Linked DNA regions of Homo sapiens: all the other regions are linked to region 3. A link is a contact called in ENCODE Hi-C or POLR2A ChIA-PET data. All regions are on one chromosome and are shown on one strand. The core of a region is the stretch at or near the end of the contact, and the rest is flanking DNA. Distances in the headings are between cores, read along the strand shown. Region 1 holds the start of SLC9A3-AS1 (SLC9A3 antisense RNA 1). Region 2 holds the start of CEP72 (centrosomal protein 72). Region 3 holds the start of CLPTM1L (CLPTM1 like).

Region 1 (3,712 bases), core at 1,091-3,590, 870 kb before region 3:
GTTTTCCTAAGGAAATACATTCATAAGACTGTTTACCTTCTGTTTGACAGCAGTGACAGGAACGTGGGGATCCCCACTCATGACGAGTCCCTAGCACTCAGCCCCTGGCACCCACAGCCCCGGCGCGCTCCGTCACCTGGTAGGGAGCAGCCTGGGCTGCCGTGAGTGAGGTGTTCTCACTCTGGTTCCGTGTTTGTGTTTAGCCTGTGCAATTCTCGTCAACACAGAACACCTGCCTGCCCACCCCCGGTGCTGAAGACCGACCAGTCAAGGAGGTGTTGGTGGGAGTGTTGTGTTCACCATGTGGAGATCAGGCGGCGATTACCGCATCTTCTTTGCTGACTTTGGTAACCGGGTGTCCAGGGAGGAGCGATCGGGAGTGGCCAAGCAGTTGCCTGGACTCAGCTTCTGACTCTGCAGCTGGGAGTCAGATGCAGGCCCAAGGGTCCAGGGGAGTTGTTCAGCGCCTGGAATCGCCATGCATTGCGCGGTGGACCGCACGACGCTCCTGCTCTGTTCTCCCAGGCACAGACAGGCACTTGGAAGGCAGCTTTGCTCCTCTGGCCACCCGGAAACCTCCCAGCAGTTCAGATGGGACAAACTGGGGGCCTGTCAGAACAGCCACTTGTGCCGGGAAGGCCAGGCCCCGGCCTGCTCCGATGAACGTCAGGACGGTGGCTGCAGCAGGGAACCAGGGCTGGCCTTGGATCTGTCCAGTAGGGTCACTGACTGGGCAGGGCTTGCTGCATAGAGGATGGCTGCATTTTGTGCTCAGAGTTGGTTGAAATGGCTACGAAGTGTGGAGAATAACCACTGAATCCCAAAAAGTCACTGCGCTTGATCTGATCCAAGTAACAGTGACTGCAGTTAGGGTCGAGAGCTTCTCCGAAGCAGCGGTCATGCAGGCTTTTGTGTGGCTGACGCTTCCCTTTTTCACAACAGTAAAAAGCTATCAATGGGAAATTGTGGACTTTTCCCACCAGGGACTCAATGGGGACTCAATGTGCAATATTCAGTCAACATAAAACTCTTTAAGAACTCCTCCTGACTGGTGACTGTCAACACTTGATCTGAAACGTGAATAGTTTAATTTTCCTGAGCAAGGAGCTGCGAGTCTAGCTTTAGAAAAGCCCCTAGGAGTGTCCACCTCCACCACTTCCACCGTGCAGGCAGGTTTCAGGTGGGTTGGACCCTGTGGGACTTGCCGTCTGAGGGATGGATGGACTCCGAGCACCCTCCCCGGCTCAGCACCCGCGGCCTCCGCCCACTCAATGGACTGTGCCTCCCAGAGCTTGGGCTGGATGGTCTCCCTGCAGAGGACCAGGAGCTCTGTCCAAGGCCTCGCCCTGGGACGCTGGAAGGGGTGGGAAGGGTCAGGGGTCCGGGGTCTAGGACAGGCTCAGGGGTCTCAGCAGGTTCTCCTTGGAGGGCCTGAGCCTGGTAGGGGGGCGGTGCCCTGGGCCCCTCCATGCCCCCTGGTTTGTTAAGGGGGACAGAGCAGCTGCTGGGCCCCACCATCCACTTAAGGACTGGCCGTGATTCTTGGCAAGCTCCGCCCGCCAGGCCACCTCTCACCCAGCCAGGGCACCCCGGGCGACCTCCGCGCCAGGTGCGACAGCTCAGGCCGGAGACCTCGTCTGTGGGGACGGGCCGTGTCCGGGGCCGCCACCCTGAGACCGGGCGCGGGCAGGACGGAACCTGGGGGGGAAACGGGGCAGGTACTGGCTTTAGGAGTCTAAATCCCCAAACGCTGAGCAGACGGAAGACGTTCCTGCCACTTTACCTGCAGTTCAAAGACCTGGCGAGGGCCTGGAAACGGCGCTCGGCCCAGGCCGCTTGCGGGCGCTGGGCCTGCAGCCGCTGCAGGTCGGGCCCTGAGTCCTGGCGCTCGGGAGGTCCCTGAGTCGGTCCCCGAGTCAGTCCCCGGGCGCGGGGCTCGGTTGGGGGGGCCCGGAACCTTGGGCTGGTTTCACGCAAATCCGTTTGGGGCGAGCCTCGGTTTCCCGGCAGCGGTGGGAAAGGGCGCGAGCGGCCAGCCATGGCGCGCGGACCCTTCCCGCCGGCGGCGTCACAGCGGCGTCTCCTCCTGCTCCAGCGCGTGCGGCGGTGCGTGGCACGAGGGCGGCAGCGACGCCAGCTTCAGCAGCGCGGGGCGGCGGCGCGCGCGAGGCCGCTGGAACGAGCGCCGGCTGTGCACGCGGCGCGCCGCCGCCGAACGCGCGTGCGCACTCGGCAGCCCTCGGCGCTCCGGCCCCGCCCCCGGCGCAGGCCCCGCCCCCGGCTCGCCCTCGGGCGGCTCTGCGGGCGCAGGCGCGGCACTCTCGGAGTTCTGCGCAGGCGCTGGCGTGGGCGAGGCGGGGCTCGGGGCTCGCGGTCGCTGTAGCCGCGCGGGGATCTGGGGTTTCTCTGGGACAGCGGCGGCGGCGGTGGGCGGACCGTGGCGCGGGGACGAGCGGCCGGTTAGCGGCGTGTCGGAGCCGGTGTCACCTGCGGGAGAGGAAGGCGTGAGCGGCGCGCGGAGCCCGGGCGCTGGGGCGGGAGGGGCGTCCCCGGGGGCCTCAGCTGTCCCCGAGCCCGGCGGCTCTCGCCTCCCCTCCCGCGGCGCACCCCAGGCTCGGCGTCCGCTGGGGCCTCCTCCCAGGACCCGGGTTCGCGGGGCAGAGGCGGAAGCAGCAACAGCGAAGCCCCAGCCCGGCCCCGCCACGTCCCCCCGCCGGGGGTCCCGGGACAGCGGCCTCCTCGGCGCAGGAAGGTCCCGCCCCAGGCCCTGCAGCGCGGGAGGTCAAGGTCCCCAAGGGGACCTGCTTCCTCCATCTCAAACCGCCCTGGCGTCCCCCGGGTGCCTCCCAGGCCCCCAGAGGGAGCTCAGAAAGCCCAGACCCCACGGCCCGCCCCTCTCCCTGCTCTGAGCTGGAGGCAGAGTCCGGGTCTGCGGGGCCGGCCCTCCCTGTATCCCTGTGAGAGGGTCGGGGACCCGGGGCGTCTGTCTGGCTTCCCCCAGCCCTGCTCTCAGCTCCCTGGGAGCGCAGGATTTGGACTCGCGGACTAGCTTTCGGAGCCACCTAAAGGAAATCTCAGGCGGCCCTAGTGCCCTCAGCTCCGTGGGAGCAGCAGAGACGCCAGAGTATCTCTGTCCGGGCTCCTGAGGGAGGTGCGGCCAGCAGGGCGCTAGAGGAGGAAGAGGGGCTGCTGGAGAGAGAGAGCGCGCCAGGTTCAGGTCCAGGGAGGAGAGAGAGCGAGCGCGCGAGGCGGAGACCTGGAGGGAGAGGAGCTGCGGAGAGGGGTTAGGCGGGGAGGGAGAGAGAGAACCAGGTTCCGGTCCAGGGAGGAGAGAGACAGCGCGCGCGAGGCGGAGACCTGGAGGAGAGGAGCTGCGGAGAGGGGTTAGGCGGGGAGAGAGAGAGAGCGAGCCAGGTTCAGGTCCAGGGAGGAGAGAGACAGCGCGCGCGAGGCGGAGACCTGGAGGGAGAGGAGCTGCGGAGAGGGGTTAGGCGGGGAGGGAGAGAGAGAACCAGGTTCAGGTCCAGGGAGGAGAGAGACAGCGCGCGCGAGGCGGAGACCTGGAGGAGAGGAGCTGCGGAGAGGGGTTAGGCGGGGAGAGAGAGAGAGCGAGCCAGGTTCAGGTCCAGGGAGGAGAGAGACAGCGCGCGCGAGGCGGAGACCTGGAGGGAGAGGAGCTGCGGAGAGGGGTTAGGCGGGGAGGGAGAGAGCC
Region 2 (3,988 bases), core at 1,257-3,756, 730 kb before region 3:
CACTCAGTGCATATCAGGGGCAGTGATGGGGCTGGGGGTGTGAGGGCTCAGCTGTGCCCTGAACTCCTTCACAGTCTTGCAGGAGGGGTCATGGAGCCATATCTGGGTTTGCAATTTTTGGAAAGTTACGTGACGATCTGCACTCAGGAATGCTGAGTGTTCGGCAGGCCCCATGAACAGTGATCAAATGTGACGCTGTGTGTCCCACAGCCTAAGGGCTGTGGCAGAGACCAGGAGGGCCATCAGCTCCCACAGCTTTCGAGTCCACCTCAGGGCTCCTCCTTGCTGACCTCCCTGGGTTGTCAGTGGAGACAGCCACCCTCCCACAGAGCACCTGCCTGAAATGGGCCAGGCCGCCCCTGTGCCCTGGCTCTTGCTGCACATGCTGAGGTCAGCACGGAGGCGCCCTCGGGCACCAGCATGCCCTCGGGTTTGCAGCTTGTCAAATATCCCATGAAGGCAACCTGACCAAATGTGCTCTAACACCACTGGACCAATGGAACGTCTTGGGCTGAACAGATGCAGCCTTGCATCCACCGCCTGCCACCACCCTCTGTGTACACCCCCTGCACACACCTCTGCACACACCCCCCCTGCACACTGTTGCACATACCCCCTGCACACAGCCTGTGTACACTCCCTGCACAGATCCCCTGCACACAACTCCCTCACACATCCTCTGCACAAACCCTGTGTATACCCCCTGCACACACCTCTACACATACCTTCACACACCATGTATACCTCCTGCACACACCTCTGCACACACCTCCTGCACACACCTTGTGTACACTCCCTGCACACTGTTGCACACACCCCCTGCACATAGCCTCTGCACACAGCCTGTGTACACTCCCTGCACAGATCCCCTGCACACACCTCCCACACACATCCTCTGCACAAACCCTGTGTATACCTCCTGCACACACATCTACACACACCTCCTGCACACACCTTGTGTACACCCCCTGCACACTGTTGCACACACCTCCTGCACACACCTCCTGCACACACTGTTGCACACACCCCCACACATAGCCCCTACACACACCTCTGCACATACTGTTGCACACACCCCCACACATAGCTCCTGCACACACCTCCTGCACACACCTCCTGCACACACTGTTGCACACACCCCCACACATAGACCCTGCACACACCTCCTGCACACACTGTTGCACACACCCCTTGCACATACACCCTGTATATACCCCCTGCATACTCCTTATGTACAGCACTGCACATACTCCCTGCAGAGACCCTGTGTGCATCCTCTGCACACACCCCTTCTGTATACTGTCTGCACACACCCCCTACATGTACACCCTCTGCACACTCCTCCTGCATACACCCCATGTACACCTTCTGCACACACTCCCTGAACACATTCTGAGTACACCTCCTGCACACCCCGTGTACAACCTCTGCACACACCCCCTACACACTCCCCTACACACTCCCCTACACCATCCACACACACTCCCTGCACACAGCCCCTGCACACATTCCCCATGTACACCCTCTGTCTGTGTATACCCTCGTCTACTACCACCATACGTACCCCCCACCACTACCCTGCCTTGTCTATCACCCCCCAGGCTGTGACATACCAGGGATGTTGCCAACGAGCTGGTCTAATCTGGGGTGAGGGTTTCTGGGTGCCCCTAGACACCAGGAGAAAGGCGGGGAGGGGACACCCCTGGGGGTCTGGATTCACTCCACCAGGCGCTGGGCCACAGTGGTACGGTGACACAGTAGATGTCTTGAGCAGGATTAAAGTCTTCCCAATAAACAGGCTGAACTCTGTCTTCCTTGAAAGCTCTGTAGAAGGACCTCACAAGGATAAACACAGCGAGACCCTCCAGGGCGCGGTCAGCCACGAGCCACAGTGCTGGGCCTGTGACATCTCTGGAGGTTCTGGGGTGGAGAAGGACCGGCCGTGGGGAGTGACTGGCTGGGGAGAAGCTCAGCTCCCGCCCACCTCTGGGAGGCCCGGGGCTGGACGGGAGGTGCAGCAGACAAGGCTCCGGGCGGGTGCTGGGGTGTCTGGAGGGGTCCCCGCGGGGGGGTCGGGTTGGGTGGGGAGTCTAGGTGAGTCGGGGGTCCCCGGGGGCGCTGGGTTCAGGGTGGGAGCGGAGTGTGGATGGGGCAGGGTCCCCATGCCCACCACCAGCCGCGATTCCACCGCGCCTACTCGGGGTTTCCCCGGGAGGACACCGCGTGTGTCAAGGGCCGGGGCCTAGAAGGCGGCCGCGCCCAGGGAAGCCTTGACAGGGAGCTATCTGGGGCGGGGGCTGGGGTCGCGTGGCCAGTACCTGGGAGAACCGCCATTCAGGAGAACCCCCCGCCAGGCTCTTGGTTCCGCCCACGCAGTCCCGCCCCCTCCCCCAGCCACGCCCCTCGCCCCGCCGCGCAGGCCCCGCCCCGTCCCGCCAGGCTCTCGGTTCTGCCGACGCAGGTCCCGCCCCTCTCGTAGCCTCGCCCCGCCCGCCGCGCAGGCGCCGTCCGAGGGCTCCGTTTGAAACATGGCGCGGGCTGGCCCTCGGCTGGTGCTGAGCGAGGAGGCGGTTCGGGCGAAGAGCGGCTTAGGGCCTCACCGCGACCTGGGTGCGCCGGAGGGCGGGCGGGGGTGCAAGCGTGAGGTGGCGGGGGGGTGGGTGCCGAGCTTCCCGGGGCGGCGGCGGACCGTGGGCAGGCGGGACCCGTCTACGCAGGCGCCGCGGGCGTCCGGAACGGTCGCGGGCGAGCGGGGCGCGCGTGTCCAGGTGAGCGACCCACCCCCCGTGCCCAGGTGCGGCCCCTGCCCGCGTTCGGGTCCCGGCGTCCCGGCCCCTGCCTGTCTATCGGGTCACTGGTTCCGTGACTGGGGGTTACATCCGCTGAGAAGAGGGAGCCGGCCTTGCTGTCCAGGAGCGCAGCCCGCCCTCCCGCTGGGGATCACCTCCCTGGTTCTCCTGGGCCCACTCTGTGGTGATTGTTGCGCTCGGCCTTCTTGAGGATGTTGGTGGCCGGTTTCCTTCTTTTTGGCTTATTTTTGTCTGGTTTTGGCGTCAAGGTGAAGCCGAGCTCATAAACTGCTGAGAAGTGTTGCCTTCTCTTATATTTAGAAGAGGTTCTGTAGAGTGTGTGCTCATTGTTTGAATGTTTCCTGGAATTTTCCAGTGAAACCATATGGACATGTCAATTTCTGTTTTTGAAGCTTTTAAATGACAAATTCTGTATCTCTGGTTGTTAGAGAACCGTTCATATTAGTTCACCGCGAGTCTTGGCTGTGTGGGGTTTTGTGGCATTGGCTTATTTGAGCTAACTTGTGGAGTGTGTGTGTTGAGTTGTTTCTGGTGTTCTGTTGTTAGCCTGTTAATGTCTGTGTGTGGTCTGCAGGTGTTACTGGACCAACAGGTTCAGTCAGGTGCTGTGGGGGCCACAGGCCAATACACTGAGACAGTGGGGTTTGCAGCAGAGAAAGAGTTTAAGGCTGGCAGGGGCCCAGCAGGGAGGTGGAAGGAGGCCTCAATCCATCTCCCCAAGGAGATCTGAGCGGTTTTTTTTTTTTAGACGGAGTCTCACTCTGTCGTCCAGGTTGGAGTGCAGTGGCACAATCTCAGCTCACTGCAACCTCCACCTCCCAGGTTCAAGTGATTCACTCAGCCTCCTGAGTAGCTGGGATTACAAGCACGCGCCACCATGCCCGGCTAATTTTTTATATTTTTAGTAGAGACGGGGTTTCACCATGTTGGCCAGGCTGGTCTTGAACTCCTGATCTCAGGTGATCCACCTGCCTTGGCCTCCCAAAGTGCTGGGATTACAGGCATGAGCCACCTACACCCAGCCTGAGCTGGGGGTTTTAGAGGAACAGGACTGTGAGGAGCTGGAAGATTGGTGTTGTCAGTTGGTGGAGGTAAGGGCCATGGAATTATCAGGGTGTGGAAACTGCATTCTTTGGTGAATCCGCTTGCGGGGCCCTTTAGACCAGCTGGCATCAGTC
Region 3 (3,853 bases), core at 275-2,774:
TGGTCACCAGCACTTCTGGCCTCCCCTTCATGGAGGCAGAGAGAGGGCAGGAACTGGCTTGAGGTCACAGGCCTAAAGAGGCCAGGCAGAAACCGGCTTGCCAGCGCCTCCAGCTACCCCCAGGGACTGGCTGCCTAGAGGGCGTGGAGTCCAGCATGAGTCTCAAACTTTCATTATTCTCTCCTCAGATACCTCCCAGGCAATGAAGGGAAATGGTTGACTTGTGAGAAGCAAATCATATTTAAAAGTATACTTATTCAATTAAAAAAAATTAGGCCATGTCAGATGTAATTTTTAAGATACTCTACATATTTGGACATTGATCTATTCTAACGTCACATGTCACTTATTTATGATTTTCTACAAAATTGCTTCCTCTATCCTCATCTCTTTTCCCTCACAAGTAACTTAAGCGAACTACTTCCACCAGGAAAAGACAAGTTGGTCCCCGGTAGTGAAACTGCAGAGTTGTCTGCTCTCCACTGGTTCACCAAGCGTGGCCCCTGCTCCTTCGGAGCCTCCCCGTCCAGGACATCCCACTGCCATCACACTCTGCTGAGAACTACTTCTTAAACGACATTCATCACCTGTCACCTTCCAGGCTGAATGTTTACAGGCCACGCATAGGCCTCCAGTTAGGATATTCTACCACTTCAAGACATTCGGTAAGACTAGTTCTCTAAAATAAACATGTTATGTACAGAAAGCTAACTTTTAAACAATCTGAACATGAGTAATGTTTTCCCTTTCACTGGCATTTTGTCCTACGCCCATACCTTTCAAATTTGGACTCCACATCAAAGTCTTCCACATTCAAGACCAGGTCGATGTTGTTCTCAGCACCCAGGTGGGACCTCGTCGTGGTGTACACGCTCAGCTGGAAAGGAGGGGGCGTCGAGAGTCAGCTCGGCCAGGCCCTGGCAGGACGCACTCAAATCCCACGGCCAGCTGGAGGGCGGAAGACCTGGCCGCTGGGGAACCAGGAAAGGTTCCATCTCGACTCGCGCGGCCACAGCTCCGAACTGGGACGGGAAGGCGACGTCTGGGGCCTGGAGGAGAGGCCCCCACCCCAACCCGCCCGGCCCCCGGCCCCGCGGACGCTCACCTGCAGCTTGGGCCGCCGCGCCAGGTAGGGCTGGATGCAGTTGGCGTCGCCGGAGCACGGGCGGGTGTAGACGATGCCGTACATGACCCAGCAGGTGTGCACCACGTAGACCACGAACACGCCCACCACCAAGCTGGTGAAGGAGCTGCGGCCGCTCCACATGGCGGCCCCGCGCCCGGCGCCCCCGGCCCGCCCGCCTCTCAGCCGCGAGCCCCGCCCGCCCGGCGCCCAGCCCGCCGCTCCGGGCTCCGCCGCTCACTGGAGAGCCGCCGCGCGCCACCGCCACCGCCGCGGGGGAACGAATGCGCCGCGCGCCGCAGACCGCCGGCCGCCCCGCATGCTCCGGCCCCGCTCCCACCTGGCGCCGCGGGATTCGCCGGCCCCGCGCGCCGCTTCCGGGCCCCGCCGCCTGCCGGAAGTGGACGCGCCGCGCGGCTCCCTGGGAAACGGAGTCTCGGCCGCTGCCGCGCACGCGCATCCAGGATGCGGCGCGTGTGTGACGTTACCCGCCCGCGCCGCCCTCCTGGGGTGCCTCTCAGGGACCCAGGCGCTCAGCTGCTGGGGCCGCGGAGGGCGTTCGCGGGGCGCCGGGGAAGGCTAGGGCCGCGGGGTCCCCGGGGCGCCGTCCCCAACCGCCGACGCCTGCCAGACCACCAAGTGGGGGCCATGTCGACGTGTGAGGAGCCTGGTGGAAGGTGATACTGGAATTCCGGCACTGGGCCTGCAACCCTTTTAGTCCACAGTTGTCAGAATCTAAAGGGAAGAAAAACGAAGTGCTCAGAACCCTCACAGAAGCCGGGCACCTCATCCCGTGTGTGGGTTTTTTCCCCAGTACAAACCCATTGTGGGGACAGGCGCTTTTGAAGAAAAAATTCAGATTCCCGGGCTGAAGTGGCTCCTCACAGCCTTGAACCTGACCCCCAGCTTCCCGCTAAAGCCGAGCGTGCCCAGCACGGCGAGGTCAGCAGAGGCCCCTCGGAGGGCGGCCGGGGGAGGTCAGTGGGAGGCCCTCGGGCAGCCGGTGGATGGGCCGGCGACCTCCCCGACTCCATCAGAAGCGCTCAGTCTGTGCCCTTCAGTTACTGGAGCAGCTCCCGTCCTTTGGCCAGTTCTCTGGAAGGTCGTTTCCGTTTCTGTGTCTGCCACACGTGCAGCACAATCGAAAAACCTTGTTCGACATTTCTAGAAAGAGTAGATGCTACTGAAGACCCAATAGATTGCTGAGGGTTTTCAGAGCAGGGACAATTGCATCAGGGTGCTGGGCTCCGGGAAGAACTCAGAGGACTTGGCTGACGGGCGGATGGGACAGTGATTGGTGCCGAGAATGGGCCAGAGAAGCAGGTCTGCCTGGAGCAGGCACCCGAGGCCGCGTGCAGGGGCGGTCCTGGGCCACCAACCCCTGGAAGCTGGGCCAGGAGCTTCGGAGCCATCCGAGGCTTTTTTCGCTCCTCTCACTCTCATGCACCTAGTTACCCTCCCCACAGAGTCTTCTCACGGCGCGGTTTTCGGCTACCATTGCAGTGGTGTCTGACTACACCCAGTGCCTCTATCGTTCCCCCCTCAGTCTGTTCTCGCTTCTTGGCAAACCTGTCCTTGGAAAGCCCTCTGCTGACTCCTGTTACCCTGATCAAATGCATCCTCCTCAGGAGGCTCGTGAGCCCTTTGCAGGGTGGCCCAAGAGGCATCACGCCCTGCTCTCCAGCCACTCTTGGGGTCCCCTACAGGGCCAGGCGTCCCACACCAGCAGCGGGTGCTGGTCCTGCCACAGTCTGTGCGACACGTGAATGAAGGCTGTAGACCTGTGGTCTGCGGGAGGCAAATTCCAACTCCAGCTGTCAAACATAAGGGGACTGGTAGGCTCTCCAGGGTGGATTGTCTCACGGCATCCAGAGGCAGGGACCGAGGCAGGGACCTAGCCAGGCCTCGGGAAGGAGCTGCAAACCCAGGAGCTCTGGGGTGTGGCTTCATCTCCCTCCCTCCCTACCACCCTACCCCCATCTCTCCGTGTTCTTCAGATGCCTCATTTTCCTGTCAGGCACCTGGCCAGCTCTAGGAGCTGGAATCAGGTTGGTGCCTCCTTGGTCAGTGTCCACCCCTAGTGTCATCCACAGTGACCAACGGAAGGGGTGGCCGGTGGTACAGGACATTGGCCATCTTGGGAAAGATCACAGAGACAGGAAGGGCCTCTCCAGCTGAGCAGATGAGAGGTTCTTCAGTGGTCTGGACACATTTGCCCACTCATGGCCGTCCCCCTGCCCTGTTGAGAGAACCGATGAGGAAAGGGAGCCCTGCATCTGTCGCCTTCCGACTCCGACCGCCTGAGGCTGGGCTGCCGGCAAGCCGCGGCAGCATATGACAGCACTTGAAAGAAAGTCCCTGGAAAGAATGTGGATCATTGCAGAACTCCCTCAAGAAAGCGCCAGAGGAGGACCCCATTCAGCACCCCGCAGAACTCCTCAAACTCCTGCGTCCACACTCCCCCAGCGTGGTGGCTGCTTCTATCTCCCCAGGCTTAGCTGGCCTGGGTCTTGAAGGCCTCTCCTCCTGCTGTCCCCACGCAGCATCCTCTCTGCCACTGCACAGCTGGATGCAGTGAAGGCCAGGCGGCTGTGGCTGCTTGGGCAACAGGAGCTGCTTGACCCTGTTCTGCTGGCCTTGTTGGCCTCACTCCCGTAGAGAGCCAAGGTTACCCACGTCTCTGAAGCTAAGGCTTTCTTTCTAGGCCTGGGGGAGTCACATCTTGCATTC

The links. A loop is a pair of places that touch in the nucleus more often than their neighbours do. ChIA-PET counts read pairs that join two places held with the same protein, here RNA polymerase II (POLR2A). Pooled maps may share reads with other maps.
Region 1: a loop to region 3 is called in a map of ascending aorta, with 6 times the contacts of the local background. The contact joins the promoter of SLC9A3-AS1 here to the promoter of CLPTM1L in region 3. A Hi-C loop is called at or near these places in 2 of 168 maps with a recorded cell type or tissue (ascending aorta and dorsolateral prefrontal cortex), 2 of 37 single-sample maps with no recorded cell type and 18 of 50 pooled maps.
Region 2: a map of CD8-positive, alpha-beta T cell shows a loop between it and region 3 (4-fold over the local background). The contact joins the promoter of CEP72 here to the promoter of CLPTM1L in region 3. A Hi-C loop is called at or near these places in 1 of 168 maps with a recorded cell type or tissue (CD8-positive, alpha-beta T cell) and 12 of 50 pooled maps. POLR2A ChIA-PET finds 5 or more read pairs at or near these places in 1 of 52 experiments (activated T-cell).

What each region holds. Positions count from the first base shown.
Region 1 is chr5:470,896-474,607 of GRCh38, forward strand. SLC9A3-AS1 (SLC9A3 antisense RNA 1) reads left to right here and starts at 2,341. Exons shown (of 7, transcript NR_125375.1): 1 at 2,341-2,504. It overlaps SLC9A3 (solute carrier family 9 member A3), which reads right to left. Exons shown (of 17, transcript NM_004174.4): 17 at 1-2,487. The coding sequence ends at 2,484. SLC9A3-OT1 (SLC9A3 3' UTR overlapping transcript 1) reads right to left here and starts at 2,070. Exons shown (of 2, transcript NR_024158.1): 1 at 1,784-2,070; 2 at 1-1,070. RefSeq lists enhancers at 1,022-1,664, 1,665-2,305 and silencers at 1,549-1,678, 2,039-2,108, 2,229-3,048.
Region 2 is chr5:609,834-613,821 of GRCh38, forward strand. CEP72 (centrosomal protein 72) reads left to right here and starts at 2,507. Exons shown (of 12, transcript NM_018140.4): 1 at 2,507-2,610. The coding sequence starts at 2,529. It overlaps CEP72-DT (CEP72 divergent transcript), which reads right to left and starts at 2,377. Exons shown (of 3, transcript NR_103444.1): 1 at 2,319-2,377; 2 at 1,614-1,920. RefSeq lists enhancers at 1,430-2,360, 2,361-3,290.
Region 3 is chr5:1,343,575-1,347,427 of GRCh38, forward strand. It overlaps CLPTM1L (CLPTM1 like), which reads right to left and starts at 1,525. Exons shown (of 17, transcript NM_030782.5): 1 at 1,106-1,525; 2 at 777-877. The coding sequence starts at 1,267.